Regions from separate parts of the Mus musculus genome. Here regions 2 and 3 are each linked to region 1. The links are chromatin loops, found by intact Hi-C in ENCODE. Cell type or tissue: gastrocnemius. All regions are shown on one strand.

Region 1 (8,000 bases):
CGGTGCCATTGGTTGGCTTGTTGTGAGATGACCATGTGCTTGTGAATGCTGGGTAAGTGCTCTGCCACTGAGCTACATCCCTAGCCCCTGCTTTGTTGTCGGTGTAGGCAAAGCCTCAGGCTGACCTCAAACTCTCTAAGTAGCAGTGGACGACTTTGAACTCCTGGTCTTGCTTCCACCTGCTGAGTACCAGGGTTACAATGTATCCGTGAGCACACCTGCTTTTATGCAGCTGCTGGGAATTCAACCCAGGCCTTTGTACCTGCTAGGCAACCTCTCTACCAACAGAGTTACATCCTCAGCCCACCCTCTATGCCTTGTTTCTATTTTTCACATGTATTCACTTCTTTGGCATGGACTGTCCCTCTACCCTGTAGGTTTCAGGGATGGGATTGAGGTTTCAGCCTCGGCAACAAGTACCCTTTCCCTTTGAGCCATCTCAGCACCCTTCCTGTGTTTTGAAACACTCTGTGTATGGAGCTAGACCACCCTTCCTCCTCCTCTTTGCAACATCAAAAACATTTCACTCTACTTAGGAAGAGAACAGCACTCACACGTCTTGAGTGTGGAGGGAGGGAGGTGACCAAATTAGAATCTTGCTCCTGTCACCTCCCACTCAACAGCAGCTGCCCTGGCTGGCTTTCAAGGCTGCCTCAGCCCTAGCTCTGGCGGCTTCAGCAGTAACTTGAAGATCGAAAGGGGGCAGGGGAAGGGAGAATTTGAAGAGCCCTACATTATATAACAGCAGAGGCAGGAAACCCTGAAATAACTGGGCCAGTGGCCAGATCCAGATTTCTCAAGGCTTCACCATCCCTCTTCCCAGCCCACCAGTTCCAGAGACTTTTCTGCATCCTTAGCCCGGGCCACCCATGACAACCAAACTGTCATAGCACAAGTGTGGCAGTCAGAGGACAACTTATGAGAATCTGTTTTCTCCTCCCACCATGTAGGTCCTGGAATCAAACTCATATCCTCAGGCTTAGTGGCAAGCACCTTTGCCTGCTGAGCCCTCTCGACATCTCCCATTGGTTTATATCACTAAGCTCTTTTTTTTGGACCAACTACAGCCTAAGGCACTACACACATTTCTGTGCTTCATGCCTAAAGAGACTGAAACATCTGGATTTAAAAAGATAAATAACAACATGAACCTTGGAGCTATACGTAAAAATATTTTATCTTATGCAGATGAGTGTTTTGTATTTTATCTGTATATATGTATGTGCACTCCATCCATACCTGCATCCAAGGAGGCCAGAAGAGGGCAGCAGACTCCCTAGAACTGGAGCTAGAGACAATTGTGAGTCACAATGTGGATACTGGGAATCAAGCTTTAGTTCTCTGCAAGAACAAGTGCTCCTAACTGATAATGTATTTTAACCAATAAGAGAGATGCTATTTCTGTTACTGTTTTGTTTTGTTGGCTGGGTGCTTGTTTGTTTGATTGCTTTTAAAAACAGAGTCTCACTATATAGCTCTGGTTGCCCTAGAATTCACTACATAGACCAGGCTGGCCTCAAACTCACAGAGATACAACTGCCTCTGCCTCCCAAGTGCTGGGGTTAAAGGGTGTCACTATGCCTGGCTGAAAAGCTGTTTGTGAAGGCATCTTTGCGTTGAGCCTGCCAGGCAAGATCCACTAAGCAGGAACACCCATTTACAGCACTGCTGCTATCAGGCAGGGCAAAGCAGGCATGTTTCCAAATCTCTTCTGCATTAAATGCTTCCATTCTTGGAATATCTTCAGGAAGAGCAGGGACAAAGGGCTCAGGGCTGCCTGGTCACAGAGACTCTCCAGACTGTCGGGTGTGTAATGAATGAACTCAAACTCTGTGGTGACAAAAAACAAAAAAACAAAAACAAAAACAAACCGAAGATTTGCACTTTGACCATTGTTTTGACCTCAGAGGAATGAGGACTTTGGACTATAGTGACTTTATTTCAGATCCATAATTTCCAATAAAGATTAACTTGGGCTTCCTCAGTTGGGGACTGTCTCATTTAGCTTGACTGAAATGAAATGAACGCAGCCAAGTCTGTGCTCCTTGTGTGTATTTGTTTGGGTTTTGCTCCTACAATGGAATACCAAAGGCTGGGTCCTTTATACAGGAAAGAGGTTTGTGTACCTAAGAGGTTTGGCATTTCAAGGGTCTAACAGTGGTATTGCCTTAGCTCTGGTGATGATCTTGTGGCGGAGAATAGGAAGAGAATCATGCAGAGAGACAGGGTTTTAAAAGAAAAAAAGAAGGGACTGGAGAGATGGCTCGGTGGTTAAGAGCACTTGCTGCTTTTCCAGAGGACCTGTGCCCTGTCTCCAGCTCCCACACAACGGCTCACAACCATCCATAGCTCCAGCTCTAGAGGAGGATCCAGCACCCTCCTCTGGCCTCCCTGAGCACCAGGCATAGATCTGTGCTCTCCAGACATACACACACAGGCGAACACCATACATAAAAGTTCGTTTGGAAAAAAAAAAAAAAGAAAGGAAGAGAAAAGGAGCCAGTAACGACCTCTCAAGTCGCCTCTTGATGGTCTCACTACCTCTTAACACTGTCACCTGAGGGAAGAAGCTTCTAACATGTGAATGTTTAGGGAGATACATTGTATCGACTGTTTAGGGAGACACATTGTATAATCCACATCAGCATCACAGCATCAGAGGATGCCTGGGGTCTACTGCCCTGACTAAAGCAGCATCATCCACACCATGCCCTAATGGCTTACCTAACTAATCTCTATGTGTGAGTAGACACATCTCTTTATGAGACTTTGTAGAAGACCTTGGATTTACCAGGCCTAGTGGTGCACGCCTCTGATTCTCAGCCCTCAGGAGATGGAGGCGGGAGAATCAAGAGTTCAAGGTCATCCTCAGCTACCTAACAAGGCCACTTTATTCTAAAAAACAAAATCAAAACAGCGCCAGCAAGATGGCTCAGCTGTGGGGCTGAAGGAAAGGCTCGGCAGTAAAGAGTCTGAACTGCTTTACAGGACCAGAGTTCAGAGGACTACACCAGGCAGCTCACCACAGCTTGTAACTCCAGCTCCAGGAGGCCCTGGTGCCTTCTTTTGGCCTCAGAAGCCACTTCATCCACATAAACTTACAGAAGCATACACATATACACGTAATTAAAAATAAAAAAATGATGCCAATAAACGTTTAAGAAAAAGACAAGGGGTAGCAGAGACGGGGAAGAAAAAGACAAAACAAACAAACAAACAAACAAACAAAAAAACCCTACAATTTGCAACAATAATGGCTTTGACTCTCAGCAACTATTTCTAAGTGGCTTGTGAGATCACCCTTGGACTCTTCCCTTCTGGGTATTGACCCCTGCTAGGAAGAACTTCTACCTCCTACCGTAGACATTAGCAGGCCTACTCTGTACACAGTAGCACTGCGGGTGTCTTGGCTGACCTCTCAAATAGATCACAGGTCTCCGCTTTCATTGTCAAATGAAAAAAATTACAACCAAAATGAGACGGGGCTTCTCTCAGCTGTGACACAGCCTCTCAAGAGGGTCCTTCTGCAAAAGGGTTTCACAGACCCTCTGCTGAAGACCGGCTTAGCAAATGAACTGAGTCACAAGCCATGTTAGAACGTATAGTATAGATTGACTTCATTCTGTATAGATCCATTTTAATTCGTGCCATATATCAATTGTACAAACCCTTCTGCCACTATTCTTTTTACTGGGGACAGTTGATTTATTTTCTAACCTGTTTGCCTCAGAAGGAATATAAACTCCATTAATTCCAGAGAGATTTCTGACTGCCACTGAAGGTTTCCGTAGGCCCCAAAGGCGACTTTGAGTGCAGAATTGTCTCAGAGGTCAGGGAAGAGCACGGCATACAGTGACTCATGGATGTTGCCTGCTTCCTAGGGGAAGTGAGGGATGACTGGACTTTTCAGTCCAATAGCTCTTTTATCAATTCAGAAACCACTCTGTTGTTTGGGTCACGAATGATTTCAGCAAATAAATTTGGGACTCTATGAAGAAGAAAATACTGACATTGAACTACAGCGCCCCCTGGCTATCATGATGCCAATTCACAGACACCTCTGAATTAAGAGTCAACAGAAGTATGCATTAAGCCAGAGTTCAACCTTTGGACACTGGGGCAAGACCTTGTCACCTACAAAACTCATGCTTGCAAACTGTTCAGGTGACCAAAACCACCTTACTTTGTAATATTTGTAAGTAGGTTTGTGTTTATTTTGTGTAAGGCACCGCTCATAGCTGTTTGCGGGGGGTGGTTCCCCCATCACTAGACAAGGGTTGTGAATGTGTCAGAGCAATGACAAATACAATAAGTTAGACAAGAAATGTTTTTAAAAAAATCACAAATTATAGGAGTGAATGAGTAAAGAAATAAAGAAAACTAGCAAATAATAGCAGAAATTAGTTTTAAAAAAACTCCTTTACTCTTACCTAATAGTTAATAAATTTGATTAGCACCAAAATGGAGATAAAGAAGAACAATGAGGAGGTGGTGGCTGGCTCAGAGGTGAAGAGCAGTGACTGCTCTTCCAGAGGTCCTGAGTTCAAATCCCAGCAACCACACGGTGGCTTATAACCATCTATAATGGGATCCAATGCCCTCTTCTGGTGAGTCTGTAGAGAGTAACAGTGTACTCATACATAAAACAAACAAACAATAAACAAACAAACATTTAAATACATCTTTAAAAGAGGAATAATAATGAGGAAAGAACCTTGGGAGGGTTGGATGGTGTTATATTTGGGGTAAAGCTGCCAGAGACATAGAAGCTGTGGAAAGAAATCCAAGGGTGGAGAGGGCCTCCCTAACAACCAGGAGTGGGGTGTGGTCCCCAAGTGCATAGGTTATAGCGGTACTTCTCTCTCACCCAGATGCTGCAGAACTTGTCAGCCTCTGAGGGGCAGCTGGTTGTCTTTGAGTGCAGAGTGAAAGGGGCCCCATCTCCGAAAGTCGAGTGGTACAGAGAAGGGACATTAATAGAAGACTCTCCCGACTTCAGGATCTTACAGAAGAGTAAGTTGATGCTTTTCTGATAGTTTTACTCTTTAAAAATAAGGGTTTCATATAGGTCTGTTCTTATGTTTTTTAAAAACAAATTAAATATATGTTTTTTTTAAAAAAGCTGATATAAAGAGGTTGGAGAAATGGCTTAACAGTTAAGAGCATTGGCTGCTCCTCCAGAGGACATAGTTGGAGACTCACAACTGTCTATAAGTCTAGTTCCAGGAGATCTGTCACTCTCTTTTGGTCTCTGTGGGTACTGCAAGCATGTTGTACACAGACATAAATATAGGCAAAAATGTCCATATGTATAAAAGATCTGTTCAAATTTCTTAAACTAACATAAAAATCACTTGTAAGAATGTCTCCTAAGGCTGGGCATGGTGGCACACACCTTTGATCCCAGTACTCAGGAGGCACAGTCAGGTTGATCTCAGAGTTTGAGGGCAGCCTGGTCTCTACAGTGAGTTCCAGGACAGCCAGGTCTACACAGAAAAGCCCTTTCTCAGAAACAAAACTAAACTAAAGAATGTCTCCTAAGATAAATTGTATTAGTATATTGGTATATATTCTCCAAGATTTCTCCATACATATTTTTAATTTAAAAAAGATCAGGGGCTGAAAAGATGGCTCAGTGGTTAAGAGCCCTAACTGCTCTTCCAAAGGTTCTGAGTTCAAATCCCAGCAACCACATGGTGTCTCACAACCATCTGTAATGATGTCTGACTCCCTCTTCTGGAGTGTCTGAAGACAGCTATGGTGTACTTATATATAATAAATAAATAAATCTTTTTTAAAAATCAGTCTTTTTTTGTAATTGATTTTGCATTTTGAGACAAGGTCTTAATGTGTAGCTCTGGCTGACCTGGGATTGTGTAGAACATAAGAGATTCCCCTGCCTCTTCCTCTCAAGTGTTAATACTAAAAGCATGTACCACCACACCCAAATATAATTGATTTTTTTACCATCAGAATTTGTAGACATCTTTTCATATTGCTATATTGTTCTTAGTTTTATGTATTATTTTAAAATTTAGTTACATGTATTTATTGTGTCTGTATGTTTGGATACATGTATAGAGCACACCTGTGAGGCTGGAGGACAGCTTGCAGATGCTCCACTTTCACTGTGTGGTTCCTGCTGATAGAAATCAGGCAATCGGCCTTGGCGACAAGTGCCTTTACCCACTGAGCCATTTTGCCAGCCATTATAATTTTTTTTCTTTCTTGCAGTGCTAGAGATTGAACCCAGGATCTGCATGTCAGACAAGAGCTCTACCACTAAGATATATATATATATGTTTTGTTACCTTTAAAACTAGTCTAAGCCATGGGCCAGTGAGATGGCTCAGTGGAAGTGAGATGGCTCAGTGGATAAGGGTGCCTGCCTATATCCCTAGACCCAAATGGAGCGAGCAGAGCATTGACTCCTGGCAATCTTTCCTCCAGTCTCCACATGCATGGTGGCAACAACAGCAAGAATTCTGAATACCATCTAACTGAGAAAGGAAAAATACTTCAGAGTTCTGTGTATTGTGTAGAAGGTGGGTGGGATATGTACAGCTATTTATTGAATGCCTGAAATTGGATAAATGTATATGGAACACCCGTAATTTGTGGTAGGCACTTTGAGGAAAACCAAACAATTTTAGGATAATGAACTTGCTGCCTTCAAGGAATCTTTGGAATGTCCCAAGGCTCTTATGTTTACAAACTTATAGAAGGAAGACGCTACATTTTATAGGCACTTGAGAGCCCAGAGCCGAGGAGGAATATTTCTCAAATGTCATGAGCTTTCTTCTAGGTAAAGAAAGTCAAGGGCTGGTGAGATGGTTCAGCAGGTAGAGAGGCTCTTGCCTTCAAGCCTTAAGATACAAGTTTGATTCCAAGATCCACATGATGGAAGGAAAGAGCCGACTCCTGAATATTGTCCTCTGACCGCCACATGAATGCTGTGGAATGCACATAACAGATGATGGTTGGATGGATACATACATACATACATTCATGGATGGATGGATAGATAGATAGATAGATGGATAGATGGATAGATACATGGATGGATGGATGGATGGATGGATACACATGTACATGAATGGATAGATAGATAGATAGATACATGGATACATACATACATACATATATATATATATATACATACATGGGTGGGTAGATAGATGGATAGATAGATAGATAGATAGATAGATACATACATACATACATATATACATACATGGGTGGGTAGATAGATAGATAGATACATACATACATACATAATACATACATGGATAGATACATACATACATACATATATACATACATGGGTGGGTAGATAGATAGATAGATACATACATACATACATAATACATACATGGATAGATAGATAGATACATATATACATATATACATACATGGATAGATGGATGGATAGATAGATAGATAGATAGATAGATAGATAGATAGATAGATGATAGATAGAGGCTAGTCCTTCTGAATCTCACCTCCTCTGGCACTCTTCCTTGCCTGGGGGCCTGAAGCTTATTGTTCACTGTGTTAACCCAGGTGTGCTCCTGTCCAGCTGCCCCTCTGTAGCCTTCTTGAGGTCACTGGTACCTGGGTCAGTTCACAACCTTGACAGATTGTCCTTATCACTTCGCCCCCAAGTGAGCAAGACACTGGGGTTCTGCCGAAAGCTTCTTGTGGAAATGTAGCTTCTCAGCCAACCAATGCTCACAGCCATTTGTTTTTTTCTTCTTTTAGAACCTCGATCCATGGCAGAACCAGGTAAAGATCATCTCACCTTTAACTCATTCATATGTGGTTTGAGACACACATACATGGGAATACGTTGCAGTTACTCTAGTGTCGAGACAAAGTGAAAATAAAAATTTCCAGAAAGATCTGAATGAACTCTAACTGTTATTGCAGAAGTGGGCAGGGGTGGATGGTGGGTGGAGCACATTCAAATTTGCATATCAATTCATTATCTGATATGAATC
Region 2 (8,000 bases), 220 kb before region 1:
AAGCACTCTTACAATCTGAGCCATGTCCAACGTTCTGTGATATTAGTCTGAATCCGACTTGGTCCCCACCACTGAGTTCTCAGGACCTTGCTGATCCATTCTGGCCTGAAATCCAGTGGGAAGCGAGCAGATTTTAACTGCCCCCTTTCCATCCCTCCACCTATAAAATGGGACACAATCCCTTTCCGTTCTGCTGCCAAAGTTACCAGTGTCCAAGAGCAGGATCTATCAAAGGAAAAGTTATATATATAATTCTTCAAAGCTGTTTGGTTGTCGTTGTCATTTCTCTGTGTGGTTTGGTTGTTTTGGAGACTGGTCTCGCATAGCCTACGCTGGCCTAGAGCTCACTGTGTAGCACAGGATGATCCTCAATACTGGGATTACAAGTCTGTGCCACCTTTAGGGATTTATGCTAGGGGCGGAACCCAGGCATTCCAGCGCTACGCATATCCTACCAACCAAGCGACAACTCCATCTCCGGGGGCTGCCACAGTAGCAACTTATAACCAGGGCGACGGTGAAAGCAGCTGATGCCACGGTTAGGTACGGAGTACGGAACGAAACGGTGTTAAGGGTGCGGAAGCAGGGCATGTACCACTACCTAGCTGTTCTAAAACGTTAGGTTGAGGGGGAGCGGTGCTTGGGTGTGTGTGACTGAAGGCTGATCCCGGACCTCAGCCATCCCACAGTGCTCTACGACTGAGATCCACCCCCAACCCCAGTTTTGTTTTATATTATTTTAAATGTATACATGTTTTGCCTGAAAAAGTCAAAAGAGGCTGTGGGATCCCCTTAGGGCTGAAGATATAGCCAGCTATGAGCTGCTATATAGGGGCTGGGAATTGAACCCGGTCCTCTGCAAGAGCAACAAGAAAGAGCTCTTAATTCACTCTCCAGCCTCACCAACTGGTATGCCTTAATTGACCCATGGGTATTCATTTTTTTTCTTTCTCTCTTCCTACCTTCCTTTCTTTCTTTTTTTCTTTTCTTTTATGTTCTTTTCTTTCAGTTTGGGTTTTGGGGTCTTTTGGGAGTTTTTTGTTTTGTTTTGTTTTGTTTTTTGTGAGGGTTTTGCTGTGTAACAGCCCTGGCTATCAAGGAACAATCTGGTCTTGAACTCACAGGTCCACCTGCCTCTTGTCTCCTGAGTGCTGGGCTTAAAGTCACATGCCAATATCACCCAGTTTCTACAGTTTTTTAAAGACTTACTTGTATTTTATGTGAATGAACGTTTTGCCTGCATGTCTCTGTACCATCTGCATGCAGTGCCCACAGAGGCTGGAAGAGGGTGTAGGATCCCCTGGACCTGAGGTTAATGGTTGTGAGCCATAATATGGGTGCTAGGAAATAAATCTGGGTCCTCTGTAAGAGTAGCTCGTGCTTTTAAGTGCTGGCCATCTCTTCCTTTTTAGGTACAGTCCTACTTATCCTAAACTGCCTCAGCACAGAGTCAAGGAGGGCCTTGAATGCTTAATCTTGCCTCGACCTCCTGAGTGCTGGGATTACAGGTGTAATCACGTAATGTAATCCCTACTATCAAGCAAACCAGTGTGTAGTTTATGTGATGCTAGGGATCAAATCCACGGCTTCACTGATTCCTTAAAACTCGTGCTTCTTTGATTTATGAAGGAGGGTAGTGGACCAGAATGATTCTCAGATTTGAAAATGCTCTAGGTATAGAAGTCTGGCTACACTGCAACTGGGTTTCAATTCAATGTATAGTCCTAGCATAAGATGCCCAAATCCCTGGTGTGTGTGTGTGTGTGTGTGTGTGTGTGTGTGTGTGTGTGTGTGTTTATGTGTGTGGATGTATGTGGATGTGTGTGGATGTGTATATATATATGTGTTTATGTATGTGTATGTATGTGTATGTGTATGTATGTGTGTGTATGTGTGTGTGGTGTGTGTATCTGTTTGCGTGTGTGTGTATTTATGTGTGTGGATGTTTGTATGTGTGTGGATGTTTGTATGTGTGTGTATATGTGTATGTGTGTATGTATGTGTGTATGTATGTGTGTGGATGTGTGTATATATGTGTTTATGTATGTGTATGTATGTGTATGTGTGTGGATGTGTGTGTGTGGATATGTGTATCTGTTTGTGTGTGTGTTTATGTGTGTGGATGTTTGCGTGTGTGTGTGTGTATGTATGTGTATGTGTGTGTGTGGTGTGTGTGTGTTTGTGTGTGTGGTGTGTGTATGTGTGTATCTGTTTGTGTGTATGTGTGTTTATGTGTGTGGATGTTTGTATGTGTGTGTATATGTGTATGTGTGTGTATGTGTGTGTATGTGTGTGTATGTATGTGTGTGTATGTGTGTGGTGTGTGTGTGTGTGTGTGTGTGTGTGTGTGTGTGTGTGTTTGTGTGTGAATATATACTCACCATGTGCATGCAGATGTACAAGGAAGCCAGAGAAGGATGTTCGATCCCCCGGAACTGGAGTTAAAGGTGCTCAGAACTATGTGATGAAGTTGCTAGGACAAAGCTTGCAAGTTGAGACTTAACATGTGGTTCATGAAGGGTGGCCAAACACCCCCATGATGGTGGGTTCTCAGGGGGAACATACTCCGTCGTTGTTCCTATCAGAACAAACCATTGGAGTGTTTAAGTGTTTCTTGGTTTATCCTCTCTTTTACCCCCCAGGGTGGGAATTAAGCCCAATGCCTTGCTAATAGCACACCTCACACTGACCTACACGCCAGCCCTTTGTCAGCATTTGGAATCACTTCAAAGTTGTGTAATTGTTGGCAAACTTCAATACAATGGGCTCTCCTCTAGACTAATTAAAAAGGAGTCTCGGGGTGGAGTCTGGCATGATTAAAGCTCCCCTTGGTTCCACAAGCAGCAGGTGTCACCTGGGCAGTGATATCAATCTATTAGGAAATATTAATGAATACTTCCAAGGTCTTGGGCCTCATACTCTGTGGACAATCCCAGAATCCATTGCATTTGAGACAGGAGTTAAGTTGCCCATAGGTAGTAAGGATGGGTCCATGATGGGTTGTGAGCTAGTCACAGCGCACTTATGGCCCCTCCCCAAATGAAAGAGCAACTCTCTGATTGGGCCACAGGAGCATAAATAGGTCACGTGGACTCCTTACTGTCTGGACTCACCATGTGCTCAAAATGAACAGTCTTAATAAGATTGTCTCAGTCTGTATCTAACTCCCAGCTTACATATCTACCATATGTACACACACACACACACACACACACACACACACACACACATTCAGGGGCTGAAGAGATGGCTCAATGGTTAAGAGCACTGTCTGCTGCTTTTCCAGAAGTCCTGGGTTCAACCCCCACCCCCAACATGGCATCTCATAACTATCTGTAAATCCCAATCCCAAGGGACCTGATGTCCTCTTCTGGCCTCCAAGGGTGTGCACAGATGAGTCTGTATGGGCTCGAGCTTGCCAGGTAAGGGTTTGGCAGAAGGAAGTGAACTTTAAATAGAGAACAGTGTTCACGATCTCATTCCTGGTTGAGCAAAAGTTTCTAGACAGCGTGGAGGTATAAAAAGAATTGATAGCCAGGTGGTGGTGCACACCTTTAATCCCAGTACTCTGAGGCAGAGGTGGGTGGATCTCTCTGAGTTTGAGGCCAGCAAGGGCTACATAGTGAGACCATCTCAAAAAAAGGGAGTATAAAAAGAGACTGAATCTCTTACCCATGTGTCAAATAAGATAGAGCAAACCATGAGTCTAAGCAATCATGAATTTTAGATACAAAGCAGAGTTTTTCTGAGTAGCCCTGACTGTCTTAGAACTTGCCCTGTAGACCAGGGCAGCCTTGAACTCACAGACACCCACATGTCTCTGCCTCCTGAGTGCTGGCATTAAAGGTACATGCTGGGCTGGTGAGATGGCTCAGCAGGTAAGAACACTGACTGCTCTTCCAAAGGTCCTGAGTTCGAGTTCCAGCAACCACATGGTGGCTCACAACCATCCGTAATGAGATCTGACGCCCTCTTCTGGTGTGTCTGAAGACAGCAACAGTGTACTTACATATAATAAATAAATAAATCTTAAAGGTATGTGCTAACACCACCCAGCTATTGACACTATTTTTAAATTGGGAGGTTTTTTTTTACATAAAATTCCAAGCTTCTAGGGTGATATACTGTGTTACATACTGGAGGCCCTTGGTTCAGCCCTCGGTACTGACAGGGAGAAGGAAGCATGTGGTCTTCAGACCCCAGACAACTCACCAGCTGTGTAGCCTCATGCCTCAGTTTACCATCCATCTACACAAGGGGTGTTGAATGACGGTGCAAAGCTTGGAAATGTTGATTTGTTTTGTTTTGTCTGAGGGGTGGTTGTGGAGAGTGTTGTAGTTTTGAGACAGACATAGCCCAGGCTAGCCTTGAATTCACTATGTAATCAGGGATGACTTTGAGGTTCTAATCCTCCTGCCTCCACCTCCAAGTGCTGAGATTAAAGGCATGTAACCAACACCCTCTACCTCTGAGCTGTTACAGGATTTTTGTGTTTTGACGCGCTCACCAACAGTACCTCAGAATGACCACTAGAGGGACTAAAGCCAAAGGAATTGGCAAGCTCTGCGGCCGATTCCTACTGCCATTTTTTTTTTAATATTTATTTATTATTATATGTAAGTACACTGTAGCTGTCTTCAGACGCACCAGAAGAGGGCGTCCGATCTCTTTACAGATGGTTGTGAGACACCATGTGGTTGCTGCGATTTGAACTCAGGACCTTCAGAAGAGCAGTCGGGCTCTTAACCTCTGAGCCATCTCTCCAGTCCCCAACTGCCATTTTTTTAATCCTCATTCCCCCTCCTTTTTTCTTTAAATATATACATATGAAAGAAATATATATATGGAAGAAATATATAAGCCTAGCACTCAGGAGCTGAGGCAAGAGGTGTTGTCATGAGGTCAGGGAAAGCCTGGGCTACAGTCTAAGTCTCTGTCTAGAGAATAAAGAAAAGAAAAAGAAAAAGAAAAAGAAGAAAAAGAAAAGTGCTGTGAGATGGTTCAGCCAGCAAAGGAGCTTGCAGCCAAGTCTGATAACAGATATTTTTTTTTTTTTTTTTTTTGCTTAACAAGACAGGGTTTCCTCTGTGTAGCTCTGGCTGTCCTGGTATTTGCTTTGTAGACCAGGATGGCTTCCAATTCACAGAGATCTGCCTGACTCTAACTCTGGGTGCTAGAATTAAAGACACACCACCATGCCCAGCCTCTGATAACAGACTGTGGAGCAGGGGTGGCTTCATGACTTGTTTGTTTCTCTGTGAGCATGTGTGAGTCCTGGTGAATGCTTGTGATGTCAAAGGACAGCTTGCACCAGCCAGTTCCCTCCCTCCGCTTTGTGGGGTCCAGGGTTAGAACACTGGTGGGTCTCAGGCTTGCCAGCCCACTTAGCCACAATCTAGAGACATTAGAGAGGAGGGTACCCCTGTTCAGAAATGCCTCCATAAGACTGGGCTATAGGCAAGCCTGTAGGAGCATTTTCTTTTTCTTTCTTTCTTTTTTTTTTTTTTTTTTTAAGATTTATTTATTATTATACGTAAGTACACTGTAGCTGACTTCAGATGCACCAGAAGAGGGTGACAACTATCATTATGGGTGGTTGTGAGCCACCATGTGGTTGCTGGGATTTGAACTCAGGACCTTTGATAGAACAGTCAGTGTTCTTACCCGCTGAGTCATCTCACCAGCCCCAGGAGCATTTTCTTAGTGATTGATCTGAGTAGGCTTAGCCCACTGCGGGTGAGGCCACCCTTGGGCAGGTGCTCCTGGATTCTTTTTTTGTTTTGTTTTGTTTTTCAAGACAGAGTTTCTCTGTGTAGCCCTGGCTGTCCTGGAACTCACGGTGCCCACAAGGCTGACCTCAAACTCAGAGATCCACCTGCCTCCTGCTTCCCTAGTGCTGGGATTAAAGATGTGCGCCACCACTGCCCGATTCTCACACGCTCATTTTTTTTTTAATTATTTAAAACTTGAGACATGCTGGGCGTGGTGGCACACGCCTTTAATCCCAGCACTCAGGAGGCAGAGGCAGGCGGATTTCTGAATTCGAGGCCAGCCTGGTCTACAGAGTGAGTTCCAGGACAGCCAGGGCTACACAGAGAAACCCTGCCTCGAAAAACCAAAACCAAAACCAAAACCAAACCAAACCAAAACAAAACAAAACTTGAGACAGTCTTTTTTGTTTTTGTTTTTGTTTTTGTTTTGTTTTGTTTGTTTTGTTTCAGTGCCAATGTATATCCTATAAGAGAATGGGTTCCTAATTAAGTCAGTTTAGAAGCAGGTTCTGGTGTTACACATTTTTTATAAAAAAATAAATTTTACAGAGTGAAATACACATACACACACACACACACACACACACACGTACACACAAAATGGAGACAGAGTCTCACTATATCCCTGGATGGCTTGGAACTCATTATGTAGACGAGGTTGGCCTCAAGCTGGCTGTGTAGCCTGTGATGGCCTAGAACTTTTGATCTTGCCCCCACCTCCCACGTGTGACTGTTACAAGCTTTCACCACCCTGTCCAGCTCTTTTCCTGGTTTTGGGAATATATACATTTTCAGATGACCCCTAAGGATCCTCTAGAAGGTTCTCACCCTTCCTAATGCCGCAACTCTTTAAGACAGTTCCTCATGCTGTGGTGACCCCGACCATAAAATTATTTCCCTTGCTACTTCATAACTGCAGTTTTGCTACTGTTATGAATCATAATGTAAATATCTATGTTTTCTGATGGTCTCAGGTGACCCCTGTGAAAGGGTCATTTTGCAACCTACAAGTTGAGAACCACTGTATTAGAAACAGTGTTCGTTGGAATCTGTTGTAACTTTTCACTTCGTATTTTACTAATAATTATATCATTAACGTAATGAATTATATAATTATAAACTCTTTTAGTTTGGCTAGGGATTTATTGATCTTGTTCTTTCAAGGAGCCAATTTTCTGTTTGACTGATTATATCTTAGTCTCCTTTAATTTCTTCCATGATTTTTTTATTTATTTTTATTTTATTTTATGTACAGTAGTGTTTTGCCTGCGTGCGTGTCTGTATGAAGGTGTCAGATCTCCTGGAACAGGAGTTACAGACAGTTGTAAGCTATGGTAGGTGCCGGGAACGGAACCCAGCTAATCAAGAACAGCCAAGGCTTTTCGCTGCTGAGCCCCAACTCCAGCCCTTCTCCATGATTTTATCTCTTGCCACCCTCTTGTGTGGGGTAGCCACCAGAGAAGACTCCTCATGCTTGAGTTTAAACTAAAAGCAAGACTTAATTAGGCAGCTGGCGACTATACTAGGTGTGCAGGATCGCAGTATTCCTGAGCCTTCCTCAGGGAGAGCTTTTCAATACAAAACCCATATCCTGGGTTGTTGGCACACTTCAGTTAGCAAGAACAATTGGCCAGAAAGGAGCTACAAAAGTCTAAAAGCAAGGTTAGTTCAGAGAGACTTGCCCAGAACTATGAACTTTGATGGATTAGGTCTTTCTTTTTCTTTCTTTCTTTTTTTAAGATTTATTTAATGTATACCAGTACACCATTGCTCTCTTCAGACACAGAAGAGGGCATCAGACCCTATTAGAGATGGTTATGAGCCACCATGTGGTTGCTGGGATTTGAACTCGGGACCTCTAGAAGAGCAGTTGGTGCTCTTAACCTCTGAGCCATCTCTCCAGCAGGAGATGCTTGGCAGGTGGTGCTGTCTATATGCTGAGTTTCATGGCCTGAGTGGTACTTCCATCATGGAGTCAAATTGTGCTAAGGTCTGGGGGCCCATTTCCTGCTCTCTGTTCATCAGTCTGTCCTGTTCTTGATGTCTAAGACATCAAGATTTCAAGCCTGCTGGGACTACATAGTGATAGGCCCCCAACTGGTGATGCAGGTGGTTGCAAACTGCCCCTATGAGCGATGAGGACCGAACTCAGGTCTCAGCAAGAGCCGTACATGTTCTTAGAAGGATTAGGTTATTGATCTGAGATTGCTGGGTATACAATATCAGCAC
Region 3 (8,000 bases), 150 kb before region 1:
AAAAAACCCTTTCCTCCCCAACTTGCTTCTTGGTCATGATGTTTGTGCAGGAATAGAAACCCTGACTAAGACACCATATAATATCCATCTTAAATGTATACATTTTATTTATTTATTTATTTATTTATTTTTGATTTTTCGAGACAGGGTTTCTCTGTATAGCCCTGGCTGTCCTGGAACTCACTTTGTAGACCAGGCTGGCCTCGAACTCAGAAATCCACCTGCCTCTGCCTCCCGAGTGCTGGGATTAAAGGCGTGCGCCACCACGCCTGGCTTAAATGTATACATTTTAATATACATTTAAAAAACTGCATTGGTGGCAGAGGCAGGCAGATCTCCTTGAGTTAGAGGGCAACCTGGTCTACAGAGCAATTTACAGGCCAGTCAGGGCTACAAAGAAACCCTGTCTTGGTAAACAACAAAAAGCATTTGCTCTATGGAACGAGAAATCCTAACCGAGGCCAAGCTCCTGCTCATCTTACCGTAAAGTTTAGACAAAATGTTTCCTCTATGTCATCTTCTGGATAGTCCAGCAATTGCTGCATGCTTCTGCAAACAGAACAGAACAAAACCAAACCGAGTGCGTCTTTACAGTAAAACGTATGTTCTTACTGACAGCTCTGCTCATGAGTCAGCACACACTGGGCTGTCCTGAACCCGTTAGCACAGACAAGGAAGCCACGGCTGTCTCCAGCAGGCAAGCCTCGTGTGCAGTCCTCTCCTCTCAGCCTCAAGCCCTCCTCGGCACTTTCCAACCACTGACCTCCCGACGGCTGGCATCAGCTCTTTCAGATCATCCAGGGACGGCTTCCTTTTCAGCAGTTTCTTATATAAAGCCAAAGGGAAATGGAGGTCCACAATGGTAAAATTATAAATTGCTAATCCACAGATAACACCGATCAAGTGGAACAAATCACTGTCTTCAAATGTCTAAAACACAGAGAAGAAAAAAGTGAAAGACTTGTCTTGCAAGCTAAACCTTGATTTTTTTAGTACAAAAACTTATTTTCTACAGTAGAAAAAAAAATCGACTACACAGAAAAATCAACCAATGAGAAAGAAGCTCACTCCTATTGCCATCTCCACAGCATGAACATCATTTGGCACAGTCCCAGGCAATGCACTTTCTTTTTAGAAACTTGTCTATTAGCGGCGAGTGGGATTACTTAACTTAAATCCTTAGCGCTGGAAATTAAAGGCATGCTCCATCACTCTCAGCCTTGAATTTAAAAACAAAAAACAACACCAAAAATTTACTGTTTTAAGGATTGTGGCTTTTGGGAGGCAGAGGCAGGAGGATCTCTGTTAGTTCAAGGCCAGTATGGTATATATAGCCAGTTCCAGAACTATCAAGATTACAGACACATATATAGTTTCATAACTGACTTTTCCCCCCAGAAACAAAAGCACCTCCGTGTCGTTAAATACTAAATGTGGGCTGTTAGGCTGTGTATTATGGACATGGCCCTGAGTCTGACACCCAGGATGGGTGGGAATGAGATGATGGCTGACAGACAACAAAAGCAAAATAACCTTTAAAGAAAATCTGATGGGTTTGGGGGGTGGGGGGGACTAGGAAAGGGGATAACATTTGAAATGTAAATAAAGAAAATATCCAATAAGAAAAATCTAAATAAAAAAAAGAAAAGAAAATTTGTTCTTGGTGTGTGTATATGTGTGCATATACATGTGCAAGACAACCCTGGGTATCATCAAGAAAGCTAGCCACCTCCTTTGAAATTCGGCCTTTCACTGGCCTGGAGCTCAGCAATGAGTCTAGACTGTCTGGCCAGTGCCCGGAGATCTGCTTGGACTCTGCCTTCCCAGCAGGGGGTTACACATACATACCTCCTTGCCTAGCTTTCTGTTGTGTTTTTTTCCTGAGGCAAGGCCTGGCCTAAAACTGAATTTTAGATGTAGCCTAAGCTGTCCTGAGACTCAACTCTCAAGTGCTAGGATTACAGGTGTGAGTCACAGTAGCCTGACTATGCCACGATTTTTTTGGTGGGAGGGGGGAATAAAGATTTATTTTATGAATATGGGTGTTATGTCTGCATATAGATCTACTCACCAGAAGAGGGCACTGGATCCCATGGGACTACGACAGTTGTGAGTGGCCATGTGGGAATTGAACTCAGGACCTCAGGAATAGCAGCCAGTATTACTTAACCCTTGAGCCATCTTTCCATAGCCCTTATGCCAAGCTTTTCAAGTGGATGGATGTTGGGGATCAAATTCAAGTCTTTATGCTTCTAAGACATTTGCTTTATTCCAAATGAGCTATAAACACAACCCTTAAAACAGTAATTTTTTTTCAACCGAGGCTGAGAGAGCTAGACCATGCCTTTAATTCCAGCGCTCAGGAAGAAGCAGGGGACCTGTGAGCTGGAGTCCAGTCTGGTTTACACAGGGAGCTCCAGGTTACTTAGAGGTACATAGTGAGACCAAGTCTCAAGCCTAACAAAGGAAAACAAAACCCGACAACATACATTCAAGTTATGGTGGCTCACCCATGATCCTGGCAACTAGGGAGGCTAAACTAAGAGAATCAGGAACTCGGCAGGGGTGGTGGCACACACTGGCAGAAGCAGGGGATCTCTGTGAGTTTAAGTCCATTCTGGTCTACATAGAGTTCCAGAATAGCCAGGGCTACATAGAGAGACCCCATTTCAAAAATAAAGAAAAATAAAACAAGAAAACACAAAAGCAGTTGTAAATAAGGAAGGAGAGAATGACAGCAAGCGGGGCGTCTTCCAATGTGTCTTTTTCTGTAAGTCTGATTTACAATTATGCAAACATTTTATACTTATAAAATTAAATTATACTAAAATAACAAATCCAAAAATCCCTTAACTTAAACATGTACACATTGATAAACTAACTATAATAATCAAATTAATAGAGTTCAACTATTTCAAATGACAGCAAACATCATTAGTTTTATCTCTACTCACTATAACTTAAAGATGAAATAAATTACGCAATAACTTAAAGTGTATTTACTTTCATGTACATCATAATATTGGTGCTATTGTTTGGCTGTATTTTAAAGTCTTGACCATTTTGGAGAACTGCATAGTGCTGAGGATGCTTGACAAGAGCCCAGGCAAGAACACCTGACGCCCTCAATAGACAGGACAATGTGGATGGGCATTAGTAAAGAGAACTGCAACAGATAGAAAACACAAGACCAAGACCTAGGCTGCGGCCACTGGAGGGCGCCAGCGAACACTGGGACAGGCCCATGAGCTGGATGCCTAACAATAAGGCTGAGCTATTTCTCTCTCTATCCAAGCACCCAAGACAGTATAATTCCAGTGCAGTAGTTTGTTGCCCTTAGGAATTACCCTAAGTACTGAACATCAATAGCTGCTATCCCGATACAAGACAGCCTTCAAAAAGACTAAATGTACATATAAAGAAATCTTATATATTTATAACATAGGCGACTCAGAAATTTTTTTACAAAATAGAATCCAAACATTTTCTGTAAAGGACCAGCTGGTAACATCTTAGTCTTAACTGAACACGGGGTCCTAGTAACTATCAGCTGTCTCCCATGCACACGTGTCAAAGCAGTAGTATCCAACAGGTGGCTTCCTGGATCCAAATATGTGCTGGGAAGGAAGATCTGGCTCACTGCTACCGTCTACTGGCCCTGAATCTGAATTACAAGCGGTCAGTGATCTCTAATGCTAAGTTCTCTCCAGAAGAGAGGCTAAGACAGTAATCACCATGAAATTTTCCACACACTCAGAAGGAAAATTATTTTAAAGCTGACTGTTCTTCAATTTATTTTAATTTGAAATGTGTAAAACACAAGACTGTGTTTTGACAATGTCTAAAAGTTCCTAATTTCAAGCTGTAATAAAACAGACCTCTGTCTGACTAGAATATGTTAGAAACAAAGATCTAAAGAGATAATTGTGGTAGACGGGCATATTACCTTATCTGAAAACCAAATGAGCCTGGAATCTTCATAATATCGAAACATGCCGTATTTAGGATCCAACAATTCCCTCATGATAAGCAAGAAAAATTCTTTGCGAACACCTCCTGCATCAACAGCATCTTCTCCAACAAATATAACCTAAAACAGGGTGATGTGAACACTGAATAGACCATGAAGAACCAAAAGATTACATCTCAGAGACCTGTGAACGAGCTATTCACTGCTAATGAATCTCAGCAACCTATAATTTCAAAAGTTAAAGATATAATTTATATGACTCAGTGGCCAGAAGCACTTGTTGCTCTTGCAGATGACCCAGGTTTGGTTCCCAGCGCCCACTTACAATTACACAGGATCTAACCCTCTCTCTGGCTTGTACATACTGTACATACACATAAGCAAAACAGAGAATGAAGTAAATCTGTAATTAAAAAAAACAAACAAACCACAAAGTGTTTCAAATACACACGTACACACACACACCCTAGAACAGCTTTTACAGAGAAGTCCCAATTTATGTGGAGTGCTTGCTTACCTTGAGTGGCTTTTTATAATCTATATTCTTGGTTTTCCTGAGGACTTCCATCGCATCTCCTACAATATTCTCTCTGCGAACAACTAGAATTAAGCAAGGATTCACAGACTCGATCACTGGGAGAAAAAGAGAGGAGACATTCTGCCTGTGGGCCTGGTCAATGGCCATCTAGAAAACAAACAAACACAAATCAGACTTTTATTTTACTTTTAGGCAGTCTTATTTAACCTAACTGTGCTGTGAAGCTGAGTGTGGAGGTCTGAATGTGAATAAGCCCCATAAGCTCATGTATTGAGTACTGAGTTCCCGGTGGTGGGCTACTCAGGAAGGATTATGAGGTGTGGTCTTGTTGGAGGACGCATGTCATGGAACATGAGCTTTGAGGTCTCAAAAGCCCACATCAGGCCCAGCCACTTCTGCCTGCAGATTAGGATACAAAACTCTGGAGCAATTGCTCCCGTGCCACTGCTGTCTTTCTGCCGTGGTGACTCACCCTCTACAACTGTAACCAAGTCCCCAATTAAACGCTTTCCCTTGGAAGTTTCCGATTGCTAGACGAGGGCTGGGATCACATGCAAGCATCACCATACCTAGTTAATTTATTTATAACTAACATAAAGTCATGAGTTTCACTGTGATATCACACATATATAAAATAAGTGTGCGTATATGTATATACATACATATATATATATATATATATGTATGTATCCCTCCCCATAAAACATCCCAGCCCCACCACCAATATATATGACCTATGACCAACCTCAAGGTAATTTCCTGTCCCTGCCTGCCTGCCTGCCTGCCTGCCTGCCTGCCTTCCTTCCTTCCTTCCTTCCTTCCTTCCTTCCTTCCTTTTCTGAGCTAGGGCCTCTGTAGTCCGGGCTGTTTTAGACCTTGCTATATAGACCAGGCTGGCCTCTGAACTCACAGAGCTGAGATTAATCATGTGTGTCACCATGCCAGGCTCAGAGCAATTTCAAACTCTTTTCATTTAAGTGATGAATTGCCTCTGCTCCCACATTGAACTTTTTATCTCACCTCTAGTTCCTGCCATCTTTTCTCACATATGTAATTAAAGGGCAGAGTGGAGCCAGGCTTCTGAAACAATCTAACCTGTAATAGTGAACCTGATTAAATTGTTTGGAAAGATGGACTTATTATATATAACAAAGGGGGTTCATCATTTTTGAAGGTTTAACATGAATAAAGGCTGCTACTCTATTTTTATGACAGCTCCTTGTTAACTAAGCAGCTTTCATGTTTGTATGTTTCATGTAGCAATTCTCACAGCTCCACGAGGCATTATTATGCAAATGACAGTCTACAATGGCGTCCCCACATTAGTATTATCACCAGTGTTTCAAATACTTAAAAAACAAAAACAAAAAACCAAAACCCAGCAGCACAGAGACAGTTTTTTACAACATCCCTAAATCAAAGGACCATTGCACAGCACTTACCTGCATCTGCAAGACTGCATCTGTCTGGAGCAGAGTAGTTTTTGCCTGGGCATCAAATACAAATGGATATGTACAAATTGTCACCGGGATATCTGCCAACTGGAAATAAAGAAATGAACTGGTGTGTGGGTGCTGTCACTTTTGGTAAAGATGATTATCACACTCTTGTTCATTCACAGGTATGGTTAGAAATTTTCAAGAACATTCATTTTTGACTACAGGATTTTCATTCAGCTTGCTAGTGAACTCAAGGCTTTGAGAATGTTAGGCAAGTTAGGTATCGAAGGGTCATGGCATTAGATAAGATGTGACCACTGAGCCGAGCGTGGTGGCACACGCCTTTAATCCAAGCACTTGGGAGGCAGAGGCAGGCGGATTTCTGAGTTTGAGGCCAGCCTGGTCTACAGTGAGTTCCAGGACAGACAGGGCTATACAGAGAAACCTTGTCTTGAAAAAAAAAACAAACAAACAAAAAAAGAGAATGTTAGGTAAGTGCTCAATTGCTGAATTATATCCCAGCCCTTTGTATTTTGAGCCCAGGATGGCTACAAACTCTTGAATTTGTACCTTCACTGGAACAACAGTGTGTACCACAACTGAATTTAACGTAAAGACGGTACTGAAATAGTACTCCCCAGGTGATTTCTGTTTCTTTTGGATTGAGACGGGGTCTACCTACACAGCTCTGGTTGTCCTGGAACTATGTAATCAAGGCTGGCCCAGAATTTAAGAGAACCACCTGCCTCTGACTCCTGAGTGCTGGAATTAAAAGCGTCTCACCATGCTCAGCAGAAAAATCTATGTTGTATGAGTATGTAATTATGCAGGCATCCTGGTATCATACATGGCACCTATGTGGAGGTCAGAGGGGAATTCTTTCCTTCTATCAGGTGGGTCCTAGGGACTGAACCTAGGTTGTTAGGTTTGGCAGCAGGTGCCTTTGTCTGCTGAGCCATTTAAATCTTTCTGTGCTTCTGTGAGTGCATACATGCCATACGCGTGCATGGAGGTCAGAGGACAGTGTAGTAGCTCTTCTCTCCTTCCAACATGTGGGTCCAGTGGCAGATACCTTCACCCACTGAACCACCTCCACATTCCTCACTCTTCATTTCTTTTTTTCTTTTTTTTTCAAGATTTATTTATTTATTATTATATGTAAGTACACTTTAGCTGTCTTCAGACACCCCAGAAGAGGGCATCGGATCTCATTATGGATGGTTGTGAGCCACCATGTGGTGGCTGGGATTTGAACTCGGGACCTTCGGAAGAGCCAGTCAGTGCTCTTAACCGCTGAGCCATCTCACCAGCCCCTCACTCTTCGTTTCTATCCGTCATTACTATGGATATGTTTAGCTCAGTGGTTTCAACCCTCCTAATGCTGTGACCCTTTAATATAGCTGCTCATGTTATGGTGACCCCCAAACATAGTTATTTTTACTGCTTCATAACCACAGTTTTGTTACTGTTAGGAACTGCAATGGAAATTCTCTGATATTTCCAATAATTTTAGGCAACCCCTGTGTCAGGGTCAGTTTTGACCCACACGTTGAGAAATGCTGGTTTAGTTCCTACAGGGAAGGTGCAAACAACATTTCAAGTCAGTCTAAGCCCTGACCATGTTTTCAAACAGTGTTTTCATTTCCTCTCCCCCAAACACAAAGTCTTACACCGCTGGGGGTTGTGTACAGAGCCTTGTGCATGACAGCAAGAACTCTAGCACTGAGCTGTGTCTGATACTAGCCCCATCCGTTCATAGTTTTATATGATACTTACTGAGGAAGCAAACAAGCAATAATTATGTAATGTGACCTAACCAATGTTCATTAGTTCAAGTACTGGGAAAATCATACTCAATAAGCCAAAACAAAGCAAAAGACCACCAAGCAGCGTAACACAGAGGAAGTAGCAATCCCCCAGGTCTGACAAGGAAAGCACGGCCGCCCACTGTCAGGTCAGAGTGCCATAGCTTTATGTACTAAGGGGAAACAACAACAATCTGAGTATCAATTATTAGTTTAAAAAATAGATCATTTCACTTCTGTAATATTCT

The links. A loop is a pair of places that touch in the nucleus more often than their neighbours do. Peaks named below come from ENCODE experiments on the same cell type or tissue, not always from the same donor. Only the 100,000 strongest peaks of a DNase experiment are listed, where the experiment ranks them.
Region 2: a loop joins it to region 1, with 5 times the contacts of the local background. A loop is called at or near these places in 30 of 42 quality-filtered maps.
Region 3: a loop joins it to region 1, with 5 times the contacts of the local background. A loop is called at or near these places in 22 of 42 quality-filtered maps.

The regions. Positions count from the first base shown.
Region 1 is chr10:63,149,808-63,157,807 of GRCm38, reverse strand. It overlaps Mypn (myopalladin), which reads left to right. Exons shown (of 20, transcript NM_182992.2): 7 at 4,872-5,013; 8 at 7,762-7,785. Among named protein-coding and RNA genes, the nearest start is that of Mypn, 50 kb to the left of the region's middle. In gastrocnemius, CTCF peaks have their summits at 1,267 (motif pointing right) and 4,036; a DNase peak (open chromatin) is centred at 4,028; H3K4me3 peaks cover 569 bases; H3K27ac peaks cover 4,024 bases.
Region 2 is chr10:63,374,223-63,382,222 of GRCm38, reverse strand. No RefSeq gene overlaps it. Among named protein-coding and RNA genes, the nearest start is that of Dnajc12, 8.3 kb to the left of the region's middle. In gastrocnemius, a CTCF peak has its summit at 4,539; DNase peaks (open chromatin) are centred at 78 and 4,565; H3K4me3 peaks cover 890 bases; H3K27ac peaks cover 717 bases.
Region 3 is chr10:63,304,397-63,312,396 of GRCm38, reverse strand. Herc4 (hect domain and RLD 4) reads right to left here. Exons shown (of 25, transcript NM_026101.4): 17 at 5,951-6,049; 18 at 4,488-4,655; 19 at 3,947-4,090; 20 at 764-930; 21 at 483-549. Among named protein-coding and RNA genes, the nearest start is that of Sirt1, 31 kb to the left of the region's middle. In gastrocnemius, CTCF peaks have their summits at 2,087 (motif pointing right), 3,199 (motif pointing right) and 3,659 (motif pointing left); DNase peaks (open chromatin) are centred at 3,214 and 3,631; H3K27ac peaks cover 445 bases.